Linked DNA regions of Homo sapiens: region 1 is linked to region 2. Evidence: chromatin contacts called from ENCODE Hi-C or POLR2A ChIA-PET data. All regions are on one chromosome and are shown on one strand. Each heading gives the region's core, a stretch centred on a gene start or an enhancer-like site at or near the end of the contact. The rest is flanking DNA. Distances are from core to core; before and after follow the strand shown. Region 1 holds the start of ARHGAP12 (Rho GTPase activating protein 12). Region 2 holds the start of CCDC7 (coiled-coil domain containing 7).

The links. Hi-C counts contacts between places; a loop is a spot of excess contacts on that map. ChIA-PET counts read pairs that join two places held with the same protein, here RNA polymerase II (POLR2A). Pooled maps may share reads with other maps.
Region 1: a loop to region 2 is called in a map of B cell, with 15 times the contacts of the local background. The contact joins the promoter of ARHGAP12 here to the promoter of CCDC7 in region 2. A Hi-C loop is called at or near these places in 5 of 168 maps with a recorded cell type or tissue (B cell, CD4-positive, alpha-beta T cell, CD8-positive, alpha-beta T cell and 2 more), 5 of 37 single-sample maps with no recorded cell type and 15 of 50 pooled maps. POLR2A ChIA-PET finds 5 or more read pairs at or near these places in 1 of 52 experiments (Panc1).

Annotation. Positions count from the first base shown.
Region 1 is chr10:31,924,395-31,930,807 of GRCh38, reverse strand. ARHGAP12 (Rho GTPase activating protein 12) reads left to right here and starts at 1,977. Exons shown (of 20, transcript NM_018287.7): 1 at 1,977-2,125. It overlaps LOC107984219 (a long non-coding RNA gene), which reads right to left. Exons shown (of 3, transcript XR_001747415.2): 1 at 2,765-6,413; 2 at 1,986-2,146. RefSeq lists a silencer at 1,806-2,305.
Region 2 is chr10:32,444,450-32,450,322 of GRCh38, reverse strand. CCDC7 (coiled-coil domain containing 7) reads right to left here and starts at 4,183. Exons shown (of 44, transcript NM_001395015.1): 1 at 3,926-4,183. LOC101929431 (a long non-coding RNA gene) reads left to right here and starts at 4,267. Exons shown (of 3, transcript NR_120660.1): 1 at 4,267-4,710. RefSeq lists a silencer at 4,013-4,242 and an enhancer at 4,313-4,632.

The DNA of each region.
Region 1 (6,413 bases), core at 728-3,227, 520 kb after region 2:
AGGCACTTGGGATATACACACAAACAAATCAGACTCAAATCTCTGCCTGTGTGTGGAGCTTATATTTCAGTTCTACATTTTGGAACTCTCTGCTACTTCATAAGAAGCCAGTTAAATGTCAAAATCCTGAAAATGATCTGTTGAAATCCTGAGCACAGGCGCCAGACATATGCTACAAGTGTTATTTAAAAACTAACTAGAGGCAGTGTTACATATGATCATAGCTCTCCATCAGGTTCTTTTAAAACAACACACTAGCGAGAAAGCTCTTTTTATCCGCCTCCATCTGCTGTTGGTGGTGATCAGCATACTGTGGGCATTGTGGTATCATCCGAGATTAGGCTGTGAAATAGGAAGTGGGGTTACAGGCAGATCCGCAAGTGTATGCAAACTGTTGAGTTCTATCTCTTGCTAAAACCAAGGGTGCCCAATTCAGGTTTGGAGAGTAGGGAAAGTAAGGTTATCAGCGCATTCCTATCAGGGTCGTTTTCTTTTTTGCACTGCTCTTGTTCTGGTTTTATAAGGAGAACACAAGCAGAGTCTATGGAAAATAGTTGCCAAAGCATACAGGAAATACTCCTTATACTGAACAAATGCAAGAAAACAGAACGGGTTAGAAACCGAGGGAGACAAAAAGGCAGTGGGTGCCAAGGACTGTGAAAAGCAAATGCAACGATAGAGACAGCACAGTCTCAGGCTTATTTTTCAAAAATTCTCATTGTAAGCCTCTTTCCTTTCTAAATGGAGACTATCTTAACACTTTAGCTCGCATTAGACTTAATTTAATAAGAAGGTTGTAAACCACAGCTGTTAAAGTCTTGCCACTGCCCTACCGGATTCTTCGCATCCTGTAAGGCACAATTCGGAGTTCAGCTGGTTGATAAGGAAGCCAGGCATTGTGGCATCTTCAAGTACGAAGTGAAGCACAGGAAAGAGCCAACTCCGGAGAGTAGCTCTTCATTGCTTGAATCATACATATGCTTGTTTTTTCCCCCCTCTCCTTTCTGGTCTCTATTATTAACAAATATTTCATCCTGGCACAACAGGCACAATCAACAACTGGTTAAGGAATGAGTAGTTACTGAAGTCCCAACGCCTCTCAGTTATTTTTCTCACACTCACTGTATTCTAGACCTAGAAGCCAGCTCTCATTTGAAAGCTGAGGTTCAGAAGGGTGAAGTGCCAATAAATGGCAGAAGCCAGGTCTCTTTCCTGATTCCCATTCCAGCTGAGCTCCTCCTGCCACTGGATCACCATCAAAGACCTGCCAAAGCTGTTACTTCCGGGTTCGGTGCTGCCACAGTGCAAACGGGGATGACTTTGGACAATGACCCTGTGGCCCCCGCAGGGCTCGCACCCTCAGGCCCGTGGAAGGCTAAATGCTGACGGACTGGTTCTGCCCTGGAGCGGCTCTCCGCGTCCCAGGGGTCTCCTCAGTCCCGAGTGTGCACAGCGGGTCCTGCCACGTACCCTGGCGACCCCAGCAATGGACTCAGTGCCCCGGGTCCCTTTCCGTCTCCCTCAGGCGGCGTGCAGCACTTTTTCGGGTGTCCCAGTGGAATTTCCGGGCCCGTGAACGACTGACCCACGCCCGGCCGCAGCTCCAGGGGCCGACGAAGGGAGCGCTAGGGCCCACGGCAGGGCCGTCTTTGCCCGGGCTCCATTCCTGCCACCCTGGCGCTATGTCCGCCCTTCCCTGGTTTTCCCTACGAGCGTTTTTTTAACGCTTCCCACTCCTTGTTTACAAAGTGCTGAGCCCCCTTGACCGCAGGCTCCCGCGCCGGCCCGAGTTCCCACACCGTACGCTGGCTGCCCCCTATTCGGATCCCCGCCGGGCGCCGCACCCCCTAGCCACCCCAGACCGTCCCGGAGACCCGCGCCCGCCCAGCTCGCCCGGGCCATCACGTGAGCCTCCCGCCCCGCCCCCGCGCGTCACGTGAGCCCCGCCCCCGCGCCGGCGCGCTCCGACGTGCCCTGTAACTTACCCTCCCTCAGAGGCCAGCCTGCGGGGACGGGCCGGCCGCGGCCGTAGCCGTGTGAACGCTCTTCGGGCTCGCGTCGTCGACCCGCAGCCGCGGGGCGGACTAAGAAGGGAGCCGCCTGCTGCGAGGCCGCCGGGCTCCCGGTGAGGTGCAGGGCGCGGGTCCTGGCGGACGGAGGGCAGGTTGGCGAGGCGCTGCACAAAGGCGCGCCGGGGCCGGGCTGTGCCCGCCGAGGGCGGTGGAGTCGGGGGGAGGCGTGTGCGGGAGGCGCGGCGGCGGCGGCGGCGGCGCCGCGGAGGTGCGCGCAAAGGGAGGTCGGGCGCGCAGCGAGGGGCTCTGGGCGCGGGGGTTAGGCGCCGAGGGGGAGGGGGCCGGCGCAGCCTATTGGCTGACGTGGGCGAGAGGGTTTAAATGGCCCGAAGTTGTGGCTTCTCTGCCCCCTGGGTTTCCTGACTTCCTGTGTGAGGGCAGCGCCCGCCCGCCCCGCCCCCAGGGAGGAGAGTGTGAGGGTGCGCGGGTGTGTGTGTGAGTGCGGGAGAGTGCGCGCGTGTGTGCACAAGGCGGGTGTGTGCGTGTCTATGTGCAAAAGGCGGGTGTGTGCGCGCGCGTGTGTCTGCAAAAGGCGGGTGTGTGTGTGTGTGTGTGTGTGTGCGCAAAAGGCCGGCCCGGCCCCTCCCGCGCCCTGGGCCCACTCCCTAATCGCGGTGGGGCTTGCAGGCCTCCACCCACCCGGGGAGCCCACCCGGGGAATCCACCTGGGGCGTCCCTCGAGGACTGTTGACCTTAAACCGGACACTTTCTTCTTTGCGGTCTTTCCCGGTGCCCTGCCCCTGCTGGATGGACGTGCATTCGCTCCCCTCCAGCTTATCTGGGCGGAATCTCCTCAAAGTCCTTGAATTGAAAAATCCTCTTTACCAGCGTGCAGCCCGCCTCCCATCTCAGGGGAGCTGGTTGTCTTCTCAGAACGGCTGTCCTTTACGCGTTGCTATCTTAAGTGACTGCAGACCCTTTGAGAAGAAATGGCCACACGGTCTTCGTTAGAGAAAAAGGCACGCCCTTCAGCTTTCGAGGCGTGTGATGTTTTCCTTTTGACTGCAGCTGCAGTTTTGTAAATGTATTTTCAAAGGCTAAAGCACGACGTTGAAAGTACACCTTTATCGAAAGTTTTAATGTCATCCCAAGTGGAGTGTTTGTTGTGGATAGAGGCTTTTAGCACTCTAATAACACGATTGGTTGTGGCTGGCTTTTGGGTTAATCATGACATTGAGAAGTAGATTTTATCGACTATTTAGGCATGCGTTCCTAAAGGGAGGTGGTGGAGGAAGGAAGGCTCACTCGGGTTCTGATTCAGGTTCTGCCACCCGACTTCTAGAGGTTAGACCTTGGGAGACTCCGGGTGTTTCAATGGAAGTGTTAAAAATAAGTATCTAGCCCCTAGCCACGCCTCTTTCATACTTAAAAGTCGGGAACGATGGCCTAGATGTGTGTGTACTTGCCCATATCGCCTTTTCTTTATCTGTAGGAGGGTGTTTTACAGAATCGGTCATCTTCCTCTACCTCCTCTGGTCTGAATAGGCATTTTGGCTATTTTTATTTTGCCTTGGAAACGTTTCAGAGCTGGGTTTTGAGAGCCCAAAGCAGGCAGTGAAAGCGTGACCCCCACCCATGCCACCTGACGAGCCAGACCGTCTGCGCACATATGTGCGACCCCTGGTTGCATGCGGCTCCACTGTTCTAAAAGTGTTTCTCTGTGGGGGAAAAAGAAACCCCAGAAGTGTAATATAATGTGTGTATGTATATTTATGCGCCAATATTTGTTGATAGATTTCTGTTCGTACTTCATCAAGCTGGAGAAGACTGATGACTCATTGATTGTTAAGATAATGCCGTCTGTATAGTTAGTTATATATATATTAGTTGTTCATATATAATTATCAATACATTGCATCTCTTTCGGTTTTATATTTGCTAATACCAGTTGTTTCGAGGTGCAAATGAAAATAGATTAAGTGCTGTAGAAAAACAGCATGTTACTTGTAGTTAATCATTTGACTTTTCTTTAATTAGAAAGAATCTGCTCAGTGGTTTTTTAGTAGGCTGATAGAAAGTGAACTTTACAAATTTTTAAGTACTCTACGTAAGTGATATTACTGAAAATAATACGGGTGATTAAAATTTTTAAATGGAGTAAAAACTAAATAGTGGTGATCTGTTTAACCATTAAACAGTAGTACTAATATTTTACTTACCTGAGAAAATGGGCATCACAGTTTTACAATAAATCATGGGAGAGAAAAGTGAAATTAAACTTTTGTCCTGTATTTAACAATTTTGGCTAGAATTGCAAATATGCACTATTTTGTAGTATGAATCAGATGTGAAAGGTGTCGTAGTACGACATAGCATCACTGTACTTCAAATCGGGCTTTTCAGATTACCTCTTTTGAGGAACCTATTGGGCCACTATCCTTGTGGTTTTTTTTTTTTTTCTTCAGTTAGCTGGCCCCGGCTCATTGGTATATGGCTTTGCTGTGATTCAGCCATTTCCCTATTACTTTCATTGACTTCATGGACTTAATGAATATTCTGCAGTTTCGTTTTGTAATTGATTAGCTCTTTAATTGAACTGAACTGCCAAATGGTGTAGTCTCTAAGCCTCCTTCCCCTGTTGATAATCTAGTGCTTCTCAAATTTTAACGTGCATAGGAATCACCTGCACTTCTAATATCCACTTGGTCATATGGATGCTGTTCTGCCAGACCACAGACCACTGCTGTCCAATAGAAATGTAATGCCTATATAAATTACTTGTGCTTAAAGTTTCTAGTATTCACATTATAAAAAGTAAGCACGTGGAAAAAAAGTGAAATAAATGAATATATTTTACTTAGTATATTCACAATATCATTTTAACATGTAATAGGAAAATTATTAATGAGATATTTTATGTTCTTTACATTGGACCAGGTTTTTTGAAATATCAAGTGTGTTTTACACTTAGAGCATTTCTCAATTTGCATTAGGCACATTTGACTAGTGACTGCTGTATCGAACAACAGTTTTGGAGTCTAAAAGTGTAGACCAATGTTACTCTTAGTGTATTTTCAGATTGGCCTCATCAGCAATCCTTGAGAATGTAAATTTTAGGGCCCCACCTCATACCGGTTGTTGTTAGAATATCTAGGGCTAGAGCCTGTAATCTGTGGTTTGAAAACGCTCTGGGATATGGCTATACAATGTATATGTGGTATTCTGGATGGGACCCTGGAACAGAAAAAGGACATTAGGAGAATACTAAGGAAATCTGAATGAAGTGTGGAAATTGTTATGTGTCAGTGTTGGTTGATTGAATATGACAAATGTACCATACTAACATAAGTTGTTAATAGGGATAACTGGGTCCAGAGTACATGGGAACTCTGTGGACTATCTTTGCAGTAATTATGTAAATCTAAAACTCTTTTAAAATAAGAAGTTTATTTTTAGAAAAGTTCTTCAGATTATTCCATTGCTCACTAAAAGTTTGAGAATCCAGTGATCTAGATTATTAATCACTTGTACTGCTACAGCTTGTTTGGGCAGGATGGTGGCCAGTATTGGGTCTGGTAGGATGATGATAATAGTTTTTTTGTAGTAAGACCTAAAACTTTTAAAGCACTTGCCATGCTCCATGCACTATTTCAAGTGCCTTACACACATTTACTTAATTCTCCCAGTATGCAGTATGTACTACTAATAAGCTGCACTTTGCAGATGGAAAAAACTGAAGCCCAGAGAGGTTAAATGACTTGTCCAGAGTCACACAGCGAGAGACAGAGACAGGATGTTTTATAAATTATCAGTGCGTTTGTGACTATTTTTCTACTCTCACAACTTTTGCTTCCTTGAGTAAGCACTGATTAATGTAGATACTCTGTGACGTCTGAAAGTTACAAAGTTTTTTTTCTTTCTTCTCACAAACATCTTTTGAGGTTTGTATTGTTTGCTTTGTTTTACAGGCAAGTTAAGGTGCCTAGGGTCCTGAGAGCTGATAAATGGTAAAGCCTAGATTTAAAATTTAGACCTCTGACTCCAAGTTCTGTGCTCTTTTCCTTCCCCACAGCAGAATTCAGAATATGTTATGAGGTTAGAGTGACATCTTTTAAAGTTGGCTGAAAATTTCCTATATTTTGCTACATAATATATATTTTTAAATTTCAGTTTTATTAAAGTGTAATGTACATACATAAAATAAACTAACATTCAACAATAAAAAAGAATGATCTATGGAGACAACATGAGTGAATCTCAAAAGCATTAATCTAAGTGAAACATGTCAGACACAGAAGGCTACATACTATATGATTTGTATTTCTCTATTACAGCTTTTGCTTCCTTGAGTAAGCAGTGATTAATGTGATACCATCTATCATGCTTTATATCTAAGTGCTT
Region 2 (5,873 bases), core at 2,934-5,433:
TAAATCCAATTACTGGTGTCACTATAAGAAGACCATATAGCGACAGGCAGAAATTAAAGTGATGCAGCTGCAAGCTAAGGAATATCAAGGATTGCTAGCATCCACCAGAAGCTTGTAAAAACCAATGAAAGATTCTTCCCTAGAGCCCTTAGCAGGGAACATGGTTTTGCTGAAACCTTGATTTCAGTTTTCTGGCCTCCAGAACCATGAAAGAATAAATTTCTGTTGTTCTAAGCCACCCACTTTGTGGTACTTTGTTACAGCAGCACTAGTGTCTTAGTCTGTTGAGGCTGCTATAACAAAACACTATAAATTGCATAGCTTATAAACAAGAAACATTTATTTCTCACAGTTCTGGAGATTGGAAAGTCCAACGACAAGGCACCAGCAGAGTTGGTGTCTGATGAAAGCCCAGACGCTAAATAAATGTTGCCTACTCTCTGTGTCCTCACATGATGGAAGGAGCAAGGGAGCTTTTTCAGACCTCTTTTATAAGGGCAGTAGTCCCATTTATGAGGGTGCTGCACTCATAACCTAATCACCTCCTAAAGGCCCCACCTCCTAATTCTACCATATGTTGAATTGGGTCCCAATTTCAACATGCGAATTTGGGGATGACACAAGCATTCAGACCACAGGAAATATTTAGCACTTCGAAAACAAATACACCCACATACTTTCCCTAACTTCCAGGAGGAACACAGGCTGAGAACTGGCTTTTGATCATTTCCTAATAATAGATTACCAGACAAACAGGGGACACCCCCAGGGGTATATGAGCTCACAGGCCAAAACAACTTGACAACGGAAAAAAAAACCATTAAAAAATAAAAAATAGGCCAGGCGCATTGGCTCACGCCTGTAATCCCAGTACTTTGGGAGGCAGAGGCGGGTGGATCCCAAGGTCAGGAGTTCGAGACCAGCCTGGCCAATATGGTAAAACCCTGTCTCTATTAAAAATACAAAAAATTATCCAGGCGTGGTGGTGGGCACCTGTAGTCTCAGCTACTCGGGAGGCTGAGGCAGGAGAATCGCTTGAACTCGGAGGTAGAGGTTGCAGTGAGCAGAGACTGCACCACTGCACTCCAGCCTGGGGGATGGAGTAAGACTCCATCTCAAATAAATAAATAAATATAAAAATAATAAACTAAAAAACATGTTTTAGTTGTAGAATCATTAAAACAGAGAGACTAAAAATACATAAACACACAGAAAGAGAATATCAGCCATATGAAACAGGTATAAGAGGAATTTTTAAGACCCAAGTGAAGATATTAAAAAATGAAAAATATAACAGATAAAACAACACGAGTAATCACAAAATAATACTGCTGAAGAATAAAAACTGATGCAAAGAATAAAATCAGTGGAGGAATAATCCAGCTGAAGAATAAAAAATAATGCAAAGATCAGCAGCATTTATCACATATTCCTGAACATTAATAAAATACACATCAATAGTGATAAGTATTAAAAGCTAGTATCAGGTTTGAAAAAAATATAAATAATTAGCAATTCTACTGAAAATGAGAAAATAAAGGCCTATATATTTGTTAATAACAATAAACATGATTCAATTTTTGGAGAAGCAGTATCTAATGTTCAGAAGATCATCCGATATATATGAAGAGACCAATAATAGGATTTTTTTTATTTGCCAGAAACCATGGCAAAAGTTGATGGTATCCTGTTAGCACATTTATGCAAAACATAAATATCAATACCAAATAGTATAACATACTATTTTAGAGAATAAAATATAAAAACAAATAATAAAACTTACAGATGTTATAAATAAAACCACTTTGAATAAAGTTTTAAAAACTAATAATTTCTCAATTATTTTGGACATATGGACAGCAGATAACAATTGTTGATGTAATTATGGATTTCCAAAATGCAGATATTTCAATATGTGAACATTTATTAGGATTTTAACAAGTAGATGACACCCCGCTGGAAAAGAATCATATATATGTGTAAGAGACTACTCATAAAAAATTAAAATTAAAAATATATAATATATATGGGGCCAGGGATACATGCCCTTAAATATGTCTGACAAGCACAAACAGAAAATTCTCAAAAATAAAAATTCTAAACTAGGTTGTGAACAATAGAACGAAAATATCTTAATAGCACTGAAAATGTTTATTTCATCCAAGAATTATACAACTGCTTTTTTGTTTCGATGAAACACTATAGTTAACACTATAGTTAACTGAATGCATAGTTGCCAAGCATAATTTTTAAATCATAATCAAATATGACTTTGCAAAAATAACTTGTCACTAAAAATCCATTTGAAGGAAGAACACAATGCTCTCTTGGAAATTACTGATGATAATAGTAAATAAACACATTATAGAACTTGAACCAAAGCCCCTGCAAAATATTCCCTTTTACATTTTTCGTTTTTTTGAGACAGAGTTTCGCTCTTGTCGCCCAGGCTGGAGTACAATGGCACAATCTTGCTCACTGCAAACTTTGCCTCCCAGGTTCAAGCGATTCTCCTGCCTCAGCCTCCCAAGTAGCTGGGATTACAGGTGCCCACTGCCACGTCCGGCTAATTTTTGTATTTTTAATAGTGACAGGGTTTCACCACGTTGGCCAAGCTGGTCTCGAACTTCTGACCTCAGGTGATCCTCCCACCTCAGCCTCCCAAAGTGCTGGGATTACACGCCTGAGCCACTGTGCGCCCTGCTCCCTTTTACATTTTTCTCATGCCGATTGTGACACGATGCTTTCAGTAAAAATTAATGATACAAGCAAAATGATGCAGAAACCAAGATTAAATTTACAAAATTGAAAAGCCTCAAAAGAATTCTGAATAAATTACATTGCCAAAGAAACTCCATCAAAACCTTCAGGTCCAAGCAAACATCAAAAATTCCATCAAAACCATCAGGACCAGGAAACAGGACGTAAGAAGAGTGGCCAATGAGCCAATAAGTAAAACCAAAAGGTTATATATACATAGAAAGCAAGGAAAAGAAAATATCACCAAGGACCGAGTGATGAACTACGTCAAATGCTGAGTCAAGTAAAATGAAGACTAAGCTGACACTGGATTTGGCAACATGGAGGTAGGTCATTTGTAACCTGAAGAACGGCAACAATTTCAGTAGAATGATCGAGGTAAATATCTGACTTACCGTTCAAAAGAGAGGAAGTAGGAACAATGAATTGAATATAAGCACTGTAGAGAAATTTTACTATAAAAGGGAGTAAAGAAATACAGTATTACTAGAAGAAAACATGGTCAAGAGGAAAGTTCGATGGAAAAAAGAACAAGTGTATATGCTGTTATGGATTGCATTGTGTCCTCTCTCCCCAAAAAAGTGTGAGGGAGGGAGGGAGGGAGGGAGGGAGGGAGGAAGGGAAGAGGGGAAGGAAGGAAGGGAGGGAGGGAGGGAGGCAGGCAGGCAGGCAGGCAGGCAACGCTCACTTGGTGCAAAAAAAAAGAACCTGACAAATGCTCCGATGAAGTTCACATAAATACAAAAATAGTCACACGCAATGAATACTCGTATTAGCAAGCAAATATTTAAGGACTTTACATATTTAATTCATTTATCCCTCCTAACAATGCTAGGAAGTGGATGTCAGCATTACTTCGCCCAAGTGCATCCGTCCCTTTCCGCCACCACGACAAATGTTTTCTGGTTTCATCCTTCAAGGATTAACTTACATTCATTTCAAATCCTTTAATGATAAAGTGTACAAAATAGAGGAGAGCGGCAGGGGTTGGCAGGGGACGTAGGGAAAGGATGATTTGCCTTCGATCCTACATCCTGCATAAAAAGCAGCACAACCGCCACGGAGGCAGCCAGGCAGCGGGAAAACTAAGTGCAAAGCCAGGACTCTCCCGAAACCCTCAGGTCCTGCTAAGGGAGCCGCTCCCGAGGCTCCCCGCCCTGTGTACCTGCTGAGACTGTGGGAAGTCGGGTGACTGGGCGGTTTGGCCTTGCTGGCTCTAAGGTGAAAAACTATTTGCCTGAGGAAGATGACAATTCCGAGCCTGCCAGACTTCCTTCGAGACGGAAGCCTGAAAACTCCTCAGACTCCAGCACCTCCCTTTTACAAACTGACGTTTGTGCTGAAAGAAAAGGCCCGGCCTCTGCGCCCCCGGGCGGCAGCAAAGACCGCCGGGCACCCGCCGCCGGCGCCGGATGGGGCCGTTGAAGCCACGTCCCAGGCGCCCGACGCCACGACGCCTTGGCGCCGCCGGCGTCGCTGACGCTGCGAGCGTGAGCTGCGCGCCGAGAGCGGAAGAGGAGACGCAGTTTGGCGGCTGTGGGGATTTGCCGGAAGGTTAATAATGTCCATGGGCACATCGGCCTCCTCCTTTCTTATTCTCTCCCAAGTGTAATTCCAGGACGCCCCCTGAGCGCAGATTCATCCAGGCATTTGGCCTAGAGGCCCGCGGAGGAGAAATAAAGTACAGGCCTGGTAGGACCTTTGAGAACCTGGGCTTCAGCTACAAAACCAGAGCCCCAGTCCTTCATCTGCTGTCTCCTCAAGCTCTTTTCAGTGTATTGTGGAGTTCATTACCACTCTAAGCTCGCACGGAAGTGTACACCAGCTTCGTGATCTTAAAAGCAAAACAAAATCAAATGGACTAGGAATTAACTTGAAGCAGAGTTGTGACACTTAAGTGGTTTCTTGCCATCAGTTTCCACGCACTGCTTTAAGATGCAATTTTACAAGGTAGAGTTTTTTAGATAATTTGACCTCAAGAAATATATTAATTTTGTCTTTAAGTTGAACGAAGTAAAATGTTTTTAATATTTTAAAATATTAATTGATACAATTTAACTGTTAATAATGCCTGTGTGTAAATGAAAGGAATAGGAAAGATGGAACTAAAACTAAAAACCAGGAGGTTTAAAGGAGACCTTAGATTTGACTTAGTAGATTTCAACTATTTTCTAAAACTCTGAAAATTCATTATATCTAATTATTTCTAATTTTCCAGTAAAATCTGAATGCCTCACAAGAGATTCCTGAAAATTTATCAGCTCCCAAGAGCTGGTGTAGGCTAGCTCCATCACACCACTAGGAGTTACCATTGGGGTTGCCTGGAAAGGGAAAACAACACATCTTCTGGTGTACCAGAAATGTTCTGTCTTCTGCTCTTTCTGGGTGTGTTCAAAAATTCATGAAGGCAGGCTGGGCGTGGTGGCTCGCACCTGTAATCCCAGCACTTTGGGAGCCTGAGGCAGTGCATCACTCGAGGTCAGGAGTTCGAGACTAGCCTGGCCAACATGGTGAAACCCCATCTCTACTAAAAATACAAAAATTAGCCGGGCGTGATGGCGGGTGCCTGTAATCCCAGCTACTTAGGAGGCTGAGGCAGGAGAATCACTTGAACCCAGGAGGTGGAGGTTGCAGTGAGCCGAGATTGTGCCATTGCGCTCCAGCCTGGGCAACAGAGCGAGACTCCATCTAAAAAAGAAAAAAAAAAAAAAACATGAAGGCATATGCTTATTTATGCACTTTTCAGTATGTGTGTTTTATGTCAGTAACAAAGAAAATGTACATATAAATGATCAGATTTATTAAGCTTTCCACCAACAATTTTTTATTTTTTAAAGTTGGCAATAAAATTAAGAAAGTAGTTTAGAAAGAATTGAATTGCTAAATTCCAAATCTCCCAAAACCGTTGTAAATGAAAGGGATAGGAAAGATAGAACTAAAAGTCAGGAGAGATTAAAGAAGACCTTAGATTTGACAAAGCCAATTTCAGTTATTTTCTAGAACCCTGAAAATAGATTACATCTAGTCATTTCTAATTTTGTTGGTAAAATCTTAACGGTCAAGTTGTCAAGTTAGCATACATTAGCAAAACTCTCAGCATGAGTCTAGCCAAA